Linked DNA regions of Mus musculus: region 1 is linked to region 2. The links are chromatin loops, found by intact Hi-C in ENCODE. Cell type or tissue: left cerebral cortex. All regions are shown on one strand.

What was found. Peaks named below come from ENCODE experiments on the same cell type or tissue, not always from the same donor. Only the 100,000 strongest peaks of a DNase experiment are listed, where the experiment ranks them.
Region 1: it touches region 2 in a loop (2.6-fold over the local background); 14 of 42 quality-filtered maps call a loop at or near these places.

Annotation. Positions count from the first base shown.
Region 1 is chr8:64,546,508-64,551,507 of GRCm38, forward strand. No RefSeq gene overlaps it. Among named protein-coding and RNA genes, the nearest start is that of Mir710, 35 kb to the left of the region's middle. In left cerebral cortex, a CTCF peak has its summit at 2,159 (motif pointing left); a DNase peak (open chromatin) is centred at 2,152.
Region 2 is chr8:64,204,684-64,209,683 of GRCm38, forward strand. Tll1 (tolloid-like) reads right to left here and starts at 1,325. Exons shown (of 21, transcript NM_009390.3): 1 at 532-1,325. The coding sequence starts at 700. In left cerebral cortex, a CTCF peak has its summit at 1,880; DNase peaks (open chromatin) are centred at 377, 552, 1,038, 1,125 and 5 more places; H3K4me3 peaks cover 2,281 bases; H3K27ac peaks cover 170 bases.

The sequences.
Region 1 (5,000 bases), 340 kb after region 2:
GGTGTCTTCCCAGTAGAATAGCAAAGTGATCTATGCAGCAAGAGAGCCGTTTCATGAGCTCTGTACAGCAAGCATTGGGAGGACAACTCCAATGGGAAATAACAAATTGAATTTTTTTCCATTCTGGTCTCTTTTCCTCAATCTGGAGTATATCTGACTGCTTCTATGTTCTCTACCTTAAAATTTAAGTCTGTATGAGCTGGAGGTGTTTCTCAATGGGTAGACTGCTCACATAAAATGCACAAAGCCCAGGTGCAAGCCTTGGCACTGCATAAACCAGAGGTGATAGGAGATGCCCATCAGTAATCCCAGAACGTGGAAGGTAGAGGCAGAGTAGTCACACAGACATGGTTATCCTCCATTACATCAAGAACTTGAGACTAAGATGGGCTATGGAGAGACTCTGTCTCAAAAACAAACAAATAGATCTTAAGCCTGCAGTGGTTTACCGCTATGAAACCACAAACAGCTAGTAGTATCTGCCTTAATATGCCTTTTGACACACTGAGTGATCATAGCCTCACCAATTCCTTGTGGCAAAACTAGCTTTATCCGTGTCTTACTGAGAAAGATGCTGAGCACCAAATGTTGAGACAAGGGTTTAGGATGTAACTCAGCCATGGCATGCATAACTAACACACACAAGACTCTGGGTCCAGGCCCCATCCCTGCAAATAGAGAGGGAAATGTTTTACAACAATATTCTGACCTCAACATCAACCCTGGATCCTACCTACCCCTGCTCAGCGTCTGTTCTTTGCTATCTGTGGACACAATGTTATTACCTTTCTCCTGGGTCATTGGTCCTCTCTTGATCCCTAAAGTAATTTTTCATATTAATACCTGACAAACCACACCTCTCCTCAAAGTGTTCAGTGGCTCCCTGGCTCTTTCTAACTAGATCCTTCAGTAGACTGTAAGGATCCTGCATGGTCTGTCATCCACTGCCCCCATGACATCCTTGGCCTTTATTCATTCTATCCCAGCAGTAATCATCTCTTTTCCAGATGGTTGGACTCACCACAGTTTCTGCTCCCAGGGATGCTCTTTATAGCATCTCCTGTCTGTGACCAGAGTCAACACACTCCATTAGCCACCCAGCTCTTCCCTTCTGAGAGTGTCCCCATCACTCTCAGAGAGTGCCTCTATCCCCACACCATGCTAACCTTCTTCTCTCCTGCTCCCTACTTCCTTGCCTTCTAATTTACTATGGAATCAACTCTTACCTTGTCAGGATGCTTCAACTGAGATACACCCCCATGCTATCAAGATCCGTTCCCTACTTGATTCACCTTGAACCCGCAGCCCCTAAACTAGGACCTGCTACAAATGCGTGTTGAATGGATGGTTCATACAAACCATGAATGTCTTCAGAATCAAGTCAAATATCCCTAGAAAACTCAGTTAAAACCTTCCATCTTTTTGCAGACTTTCTCATGCTTTAATTGATTTGCTTTTGTTAAGAACGGGATTATTTATTTAATGCTTCTGTGTGTCCTTTGCAAGATGATAAATAGTTCAACCTTGGGGACTGCCTTCACCCTGCTGATTCCCCCTGCAACTGCCACAGTACACGTTACAAAGCAGAGGCTTACTGGCGTTTGTTGAATGAGAAACTGGACCATAAAGCAGTGGAATCTCACACAAGCTCTACATTCCTGGCTTGAACGAGTGTCCTGATGAGAGAGTAGTCAGTCCACCTACATGTGAGGGACTGGAAAGCAGGATAAGAACACCACCCAAGGTCAAAGGGTTTGACCAAGCACAGTGAGACAGCACCTGCTTAAGCAGAAGTTTGTGTGGGTTTGGATGTAGCTCTCTATTGTTTTTAATCCTTCCAGTCTCTCTTTACAGGCTTGCTCGCATCTGGGAGGTAGCACAATTTCTACAGGGAGTGAGTGTAGGGGGGTGGGCAGTTTAACAGAATTGTTTCAGCTTATTCCAATTTATAGAACTGAATTGTTTGGGAGCCAAAACACTGAAGAACTATGATAGATTTTCTCTCTTGAGAGTAATCCAGTCGTGTACATTTTTTTTTAAAGAAAAGATAAGTTTATATAGTTTTTGTTTCTAGCATTCAACTGTCTCTTAGAAGTAAAGGCTTGCTTTGTTCCTGGGAGAAATGGTTTTTCCATTGATGTTATGCTACCACCTAGTGGTCTTAGATTGAATGACTCAGCTGGGCAACTGAACACCACTAATGCAAAATCCCTAAGAAACCTAAAAAATTGGTCTACTTCTTTCCCCTTAGCAGAGAGAAAACTCTAGCAGAATATCACCATTTTAAAAAATATATGTTTTATACAGCAAACTGTCAACTTTTGAATATCTTTGGTAATAAGTCACTTTAATTGGACTTAGAAAGGAAATTCTCTAGTTAAGGGATGGTGTCCCCTGCTTCTCTTCTACCCAGTCTTTATAGAAATCACACAGAGACTCCAGGGCAAGTGAACCTCGAACACTGTCTCATCACCATTGTATAAACACCTGGGAGACAAGTATAGAGAGAAAAGTTAATACACTCTCTTCCCAGGTAGGAGTGTGGCGTCACAAATATTTCTGCTTATTCTCTTTCATATACTGATATGATATTTCACATCAAGAAAGTATCTTTTTTTTTTACTCAATTGGCTCTTAACGTGCTGGATATGGCTACTGAGCTTTTGTGAATCGAGAAAGTACTCATCTTCAGGATGACACTAGACTCCAGCACACCCCTCAAGACTTCTGTAAAGTCTATGGACAGCTCTTTCTTCGGATCTCCTTTCATTTCTCACCACACTGATCTCGTGTCATGGAGTCGACTTCTGGCTGAATCTGTGTTGTCTTTTTCTCGATAACTTCCAATGTTTACTCTAGGAAAACAGAGGAAGAGACTGCGTGGTGTTAAAATCATAATCTGCTCTCTTCCTTGCCTTTCTCATAGAGAGGGTAGCTGGTGTGCACTTGGAACATCACATGGGTCGCTGACACAGGTAATAGATGTAGGAAATAGGAAGGGGGGTCTCCAACTTTAAACCTCTCATGGAAGCTTCTCCAGCAGACACACTACATATACTGTGTGTGCATGCATGCATGCATGTGTATACGCATATTAAATAAAGTTATACCACTTGGGATCACAATGCTCCTTTTAAAAGTCATAGAGTAATAACCCAGGACTACTAGGCTTAAGAAATCTCTTTTCAAGTTGTTGGTCAGGGAAGTCCAAGGGACTCCAAAAGTAATATAAGCGAATGTTATTGCCTTCGAGTGTCTTCTAGAGAGTAAACATAAGTTCCTACTGCTGCAGGCATCATGCACGTCAGACACCAGATTCAGAAGATGCAAGCTATATCTGACCTGGAAGCTCTCATGTTACCAGAAGGCACTATAGAAACTTCCAAGGGAAAGGAAGCAACAAAAAGTACTACCCAGCTGTGATGATAATGAACAGCAATGAGTGATGTGACAAGGTAGTCCTATGTGTGCAATAGTGGAGCTCATCTCTTGGTGATAACTAACAGCTATCTAAGTGGACTTAAGACCACTCAAGATGAGGCAAATCATATCTGGCACTGTAAATGCACCCAATTTTGCAGTGGCTAGTAAGTTATGAATCCTAGCAGAGAACTTTCTGCCACAATCTTCTAAGCCAGCATCACTCTCAAGTGCACACTAAATACTACAGATAAGAGTAACTCCTTCTCATCAAAGATGCTTCTCCTTGAAGCAGGTGGAGACCATTACAGAAAACCACAGCTGGTCACCATGCACCCAGTGCCAATGGATACATCTACAACACAACACCTGAGGCTTGGGGAACATCACAGAAAAGAAGGTGTGAAGATTGTAAGTGCCACAGGATCACCATCTCCTGTGAAATGGTATCTCCTAGCAACAACAGGGAAGCTACAGCCATGACACCTCAACATTATGGCTGCCTGGACAGTAATAACTCCAACAGACAAGTTAGAGCAGGGTGTGGAAATTTCCCAAACCCCTAGACAAAGAGCCCCAGGAAAATAAGGACTACCAAGAGATGGAGAATAAAGCACCCCCAGGGGTGAGCCTCAGTTATCCAATTCCAAGTGGACATCCCTGAAACCATACAAGCAATACCAGAAAGACTCTGTATGTTGTGTTCATACATCCATGCATTTAAACATGTATGCAACAACAAAAATTAAAGAGAAAGAGTTCATGAACTTAAGAGGTACTGGAGGGTGTGTATGGAAGGGCTTGGACAGAGGAAAAGGAAAGAGTGAAATCATTTAACTATATTCCAATTACGTATAAGTTTACTTTTATAGGGGTGGTGGATTGCAGGCTGGTTTTGTGTCAACTTGACACAGGTCACAGTCATCACAGAAGGACCCTTGGTTGAGGAAATACCTCCACCAGATCCATTTCTAAGGCACTTTCAAAATTAGTGATCAATAGAGGAGGGACCATCCCATTGTGAGTGATGCCATCCTTGGGCTGATAGCCTCAGGTTCTATAAGAAAGAAGGCTGAGCACGCCATGGGGAGAAAGCCAGTAAGCACACTCCTTCATGGCCTCAGCATCACCTCCTACCTCCTAGATCCTGCTCCGTTTGAGTTCCTGTCCTGACTTCCTTCAGTGGTGAACAGCAGTGTGACAGTGTAAGTCAAATAAACCCGTTCCTCTCCAACTTGGTTTCTGGTCATAGTGTTTGATCAGTGCAATAGAACCCTTAACTAAGATAGTGGGAATTACAGAAATCCAAAAACTGAATTATCAGGAGATAAAGGGAAGTAAGAATAACTTCTTAGAACATCCAGGCTGTAAAGTGAGTACTTGTTGTTATGGCTGACAGAGAGAAAGAAGGGGCTATTACATATATGTCAAAGAATTCAAGCTTTTTTTTCCTAGGGAAGTCTCACTAACTAGACAAGTCAGACAGGAGTTCCTCTGGAGGATAAGGGGATTGCAGAGTGACATGAAGGGCAATGGAAATAAGGCAGCCATAACTGCATTTATGTTAACCATGAGAGCTT
Region 2 (5,000 bases):
GTCACAACACCCTTCTGGTCTGGAACTCACACTTAAACTCTTGGTAAAACAAGGAGTGTCCAGAGGCAGAGATGCCATCTCCACCCACCTTTTGGAAAACTCTGCCTACTCGGATATGAACAAACTCTGGGAAACCTCGTCCTGGAACAGCGGAGGTCTTGTCCCTTCCTGGTGCATTGAACCCGCTGCGTGCTGGCATTTAAAACCCACAGAAGCCAGCTGTGTTTATGACTTGTTTAATTTCACAGGGGATGGGGGAGGGATCAGAAACTACAGGACGGGACGTTTGCCTTAAGCGATGGGGGACCAGTGCTTGGCATCTGATCCTACTAGCACAGAACTCCAGGGAACTTGGGCCGCCGCGCAGGGTGGAGAGCCGGGAGGAAAAAGGAGAGGGAGAGAGGAGGGGCAACGATGGAGGGGCTGAGCAGGAGAGAAGGAAACAGGTGAGCTCTCATTGCCTCTTGAAGGAGATTCCAACGTCTTGGTCCCCAGCAGCGCACCACAGTCCCAACTTAGACAGGCACTTACCAGCTTTGCACGGGTCCTTGTAATCTATAGGCTCCGTTTTGTCCTCTTCGTTCCCATCAAAAGTGTAATCATAATCGAGGCCAGCGCAGACCCACAGCACCCGGGAGAAAACAATACCCGAGACCACCAACCACAGGAGCATCCTCGGGGAGAGCGCTTGCAAACCCATCCTCCTCCCCTAGAGGAAAAGGAGGGGACCAGACCCGGAGGGCCGCGTGGATATGCGGGGCTCTAGGGACAGTGTTCTTATCCCGACTGGGAAGCTCCTCGGAAAGACCTGAATGTTCAGGTGTCCGGAGACATGCGGATGTCTTCAGGACGCTAGAGAGGGCAAATGTCTCCCTGTCTCCCCCGGATGCTGGGGAACTTGGCCGGGGGCCCGCGGGTGGGCGGAAGGCAGGTGAGGAGCTCGGCGCAGGGCAGCCGCAGCCAACCCGGCTCGGTCTAGGTCGTCCTTCCAGCGGTCGAACTTCCCGCGATCACGACCGGCCGCGGCGAGAGGCGCACGGCGGGCTCAGCTGCCACCGGAGCTCCGGCTCCCGCGCCGCGCCCCCGCCGCTGTCAGGACCCCGCGGCCGAGAGCGAGCTGCAGCCGCCTGCGCCCGCCGCTGCCACCGCCGCTGCTCGGGGAAGATGAATCCGGTCTGCACATCAGCACATCTGAACTGAAAGGGGAGACCGAGGAAGGGGGTGGGGGATAGGCATTTCTACGCCGCCAGACCTTAAAAGCCTGCCGAAGCTAGGGAAGCTCCCGACTGCCCGGAGAGCAAAGGGGTGTGAGGATTTGGAGTGCCTCTTTCCCCCCCTCTAGGCTGTCTTTTTACCCTCTTCCTAACTTGAAAAAAAAAAAAATCTTCGCAGCATCTAACCCAATCACTCGCATCCTGCTTACTTATTCATACAATCAGGGTCAGGATCCGGGCCACAGCCTCCTCTCTGACTTCGTTTGATAGCCTTATACAAACAAACAGACACGAGCGCGCTGACATTTCCATTTCTATTTTACTAAAGATAAAAAACCGAATGCATTCCGCATTTGCGTCCACGAACAGCAATTAATAGATGAGGTACGTGTCAGTGCAGAGCGCCAGACCGGGGGTGGCGCGAGGGATCGTGACAACTTCGCTGCAAATCTCTCTATCTTGCCCCCACCCCACCCCCAGATAAATAGGCGATGTGTGTTTCTTTCCCTTGCTGCTGTTTAACCTTCCTACCTCAAGAGTGGAAGGAAAAGTATCTGACCTTTCTCTGTTTGGGTAAGAAAACAGGCATCTGTGCAAAGGCAGTCTCCTAACCAACAAAGTTTTACTAAGAACTAGAGAAATTAATTTTTTTTAAAAAAAATCGAGTTCCAGATCGCACCAGCAGGAAACGCTAAGCCCTCGCTGATGGGCTGGAGCTAGGGCTCACGTGGGCGCAGGAAGGGAAGTTGGAATACTCGCCTCGCAAATTTTCTGACAGTTCTGGCGCCCATGCCCAGCGCCTCCTAGTACCCTTCGGCTTCACTTGTTTGATTTCCTCCCTAGGACAGGGTGTAAGAGCCGGCAGCTGGATCAGAGAGGTAAACCACTCCTCAGCCTAGCAGACTCAAGACAAACACAGGTTGTGGGAAATTGGGGAAGGGAAAAAAAAATCAGAGGAAATCTCTGCAAAAAAGCCCCTGGTGTGAGCAATTCCGAGGTTTCCCCACATCTGTAAGTAGTTTCCAAAATAGGTGAGACGACTTCCCCCACCCCCAAGCTTCCGGGAGCCCAGAGAGCTGAGAGCTTTCCTTTTCTAACAATATCTTTTACTGTCACTTTAGCAGGGACTGTCTTCTGGTGCCTTTGTATCTTTATTAGAGGAACCCATCTCTATTCCAAGTAGCCATTTAGGCAAAAGTAAGGAGCCAGGGAGCCATGAATATCGGAATCCTCTGTCTGTCTGTCTGTCTGTCTGTCTGTCTGTCTGTCTGTCTTTGCCTATCTGTCTCTCTTAGGATAGGAAAAAACCACCTTTGGCTTGGAGATGCGACTACTCTATACTTGCTGCAGAAAAGCAAGCAGATAATCTGGACAACATACTGTTTTCTACTTGAAGGAAAAGGGTAGGAGGTAGACTGGAGGTGATTGTTTCTCGCTTGGCAAAGTTGGAGTTTCTTGATGACCACTACAATGATGACCTCTGCCTGTAGATCTTAAACATCTAATCCTGACATACAGAGCAGACCCAGACCGCGGGTTTAAATAGATAAAACATAAAAGAAAAAACAGAAAAAAAAAAAAAAAAAGCTTGCTAAGGAGGTAAAGACACTGCTTTCGAAATTTCTTGCTGAGTCATGATCAACCCAAACAGAAAAGCTGTTTGTATAATTAATGCTGGTGTTGCTCCTGCAGGGCTAAGCAAAAGTGCATCCTACATATAGCCCAGTTCAGAATGAGAAATGCAATTTTTCTTTAGAAGATCTCTGCTCTTGAACTGCTGACTGTGTCTGCATTTCTTACCCTGGACCCACTAAATGCCAGGAAACGTCTAAGACTCTCAGCATCTAAGATGATTTTCTTATATGATTTTTCAAGAATCTGTACCTAGAGCGCACATCCTGGGTAGGGATGGACATGTTTTATCATTTATTGGGAAAGAAAATGGTACCATATGGGGACAGCTGCCTTATTATGAATAGACAGTGATGTCTGCTAGACCTTCCTTACAGATCTGTCACTGCCCAGTTGAAAATGTTTATAAGTTTGAACTAGGGACATAGTTAATAGAGAGCTTGCTTAGCATGTACAATCCCCCGAATGGCTTCTCATGACCACCTAAAACAAATTTACACTTTAGTGGAGGACAGAGAGTTCAAGGCCATCCTCAAGGACATAAGTAGTGTAAAGCCAGCCTGCAATGCATGTGACCCTCTTTCAAAAAATGAAATACATTAAAGAATAAAAGTGTAATATATTTATATCCAGAGAATTGGTGACTACCATACTAGAGCATCAGATTTAAGGTAGAGAAATGTTTATTTATGGTTAAAATGCTTGCCATGAGTATTTGTATGCATCACAACATTCTGGGCCTCATAACCCCAAGAGCTTCAAGTTTTTAAGTTTTTACTTATTTACTTTGTGTGTGTGTGTGTGTGTGTGTGTGTGTGTGTGTGTTGTGTGTTGTGTGTGTATGTGTACGTATGTCTGTGTGTGTGTATGTGTGTGTGTGTCTGTGTGTGTTGTGTGTGTATGTGTGTGTATGTCTGTGTCTGTGTGTGTCTGTGTATGTGTGTGTGTGTATGTGTGTGTGTATGTGTGTGTGTGTGTCTGTGTGTGTGTGTATCTGTGTGTGTGTGTGTGTGTCTGTGTGTGTGTGTGTGTGTGTGTGTGTGTGTGTGTGTGTGTTGTGTGTGGGTAAGCAAGGGAACACCTTCCTGGAGTTGATTCTTGCCTTCCAGGTCTGGCTACCCACCTTGTGGACAGTCCCCTCTACTACTCAATTCCTGCCTTCCCTGGCCCACATGTTTTCTAAATTCTCCTGTCTCTGCCTCCTTCCCTGCTTTAGGAATGCTGAATAAGAGATGTATATCAGCATCCAGCTTAATATGGGTTTGGGGATTAAACTCAGGTTGTCACATGTACATGGAAAAATGCTTTTACTCACTGAAAAACCATCCCAGCCCTGGTTCTCAGATTTTAAATCTTAGACTTAGCTCTATTTGTATAAAATCATCTGGGTTTAAAAGTCTTTTTTTTTTTTTCTATAGTTGAGGGCAGATTTTTGTCCTGAACATGTAAAAAGATCAATTTGGAAAAATAGAACTGTGGTTAAGAAGTTGAATCTGAGCGTGGCTGTAGACATGTGCAGTATCTGAATTCAATCTCTTCAGGAAGATGGAAAAGAGAAATTGATTTCTTCAGGAAAACCTGCTGACACGGCCCTGGCATCCAGCTGGTGGCTGTCCTTGACCACCATGGCAGTACCTGCAATGACACTCAGCCCCTCATGAAAGGAGCAAACTGTGACACCAGAAAAAGGACAAACTTCATAGCAAATCATGATATTTTCTTTGCTACCATAGTAGTTAAATTATAATGTATGTGTAGAGACTGCTAAACCAGATAAGTCTGTTTTATAATCCAGCCAATTAGTCAAGAGCTTTCCTATGACATTAAGTAACATGTGAATATGCTCCCTTCGTGTGTCCTGTGAAAAAGTGATGCACAAAAGAATAATATCATTTAAAATAAGAAAATGGAACATGTCGTTCCTATAAAATACATGTCTGGAAAACTAAATAAACACATTTTTCAAACTTTATTGTAGAGTGAAATGCGGGTTTCCTTCCCACCCTCTCAGCTGAGTTTCATTTTGTTTGTTTTTTGTTTGTGTTTTGTTTTGTTTTTAAACACTTTAGATTGTAGCTAGGGAATTCTATAAATATACAATCCTAGGAAGCTGTCATTGCTGGGGGTCAAAGACAGCCAATATTGGCAATTTTA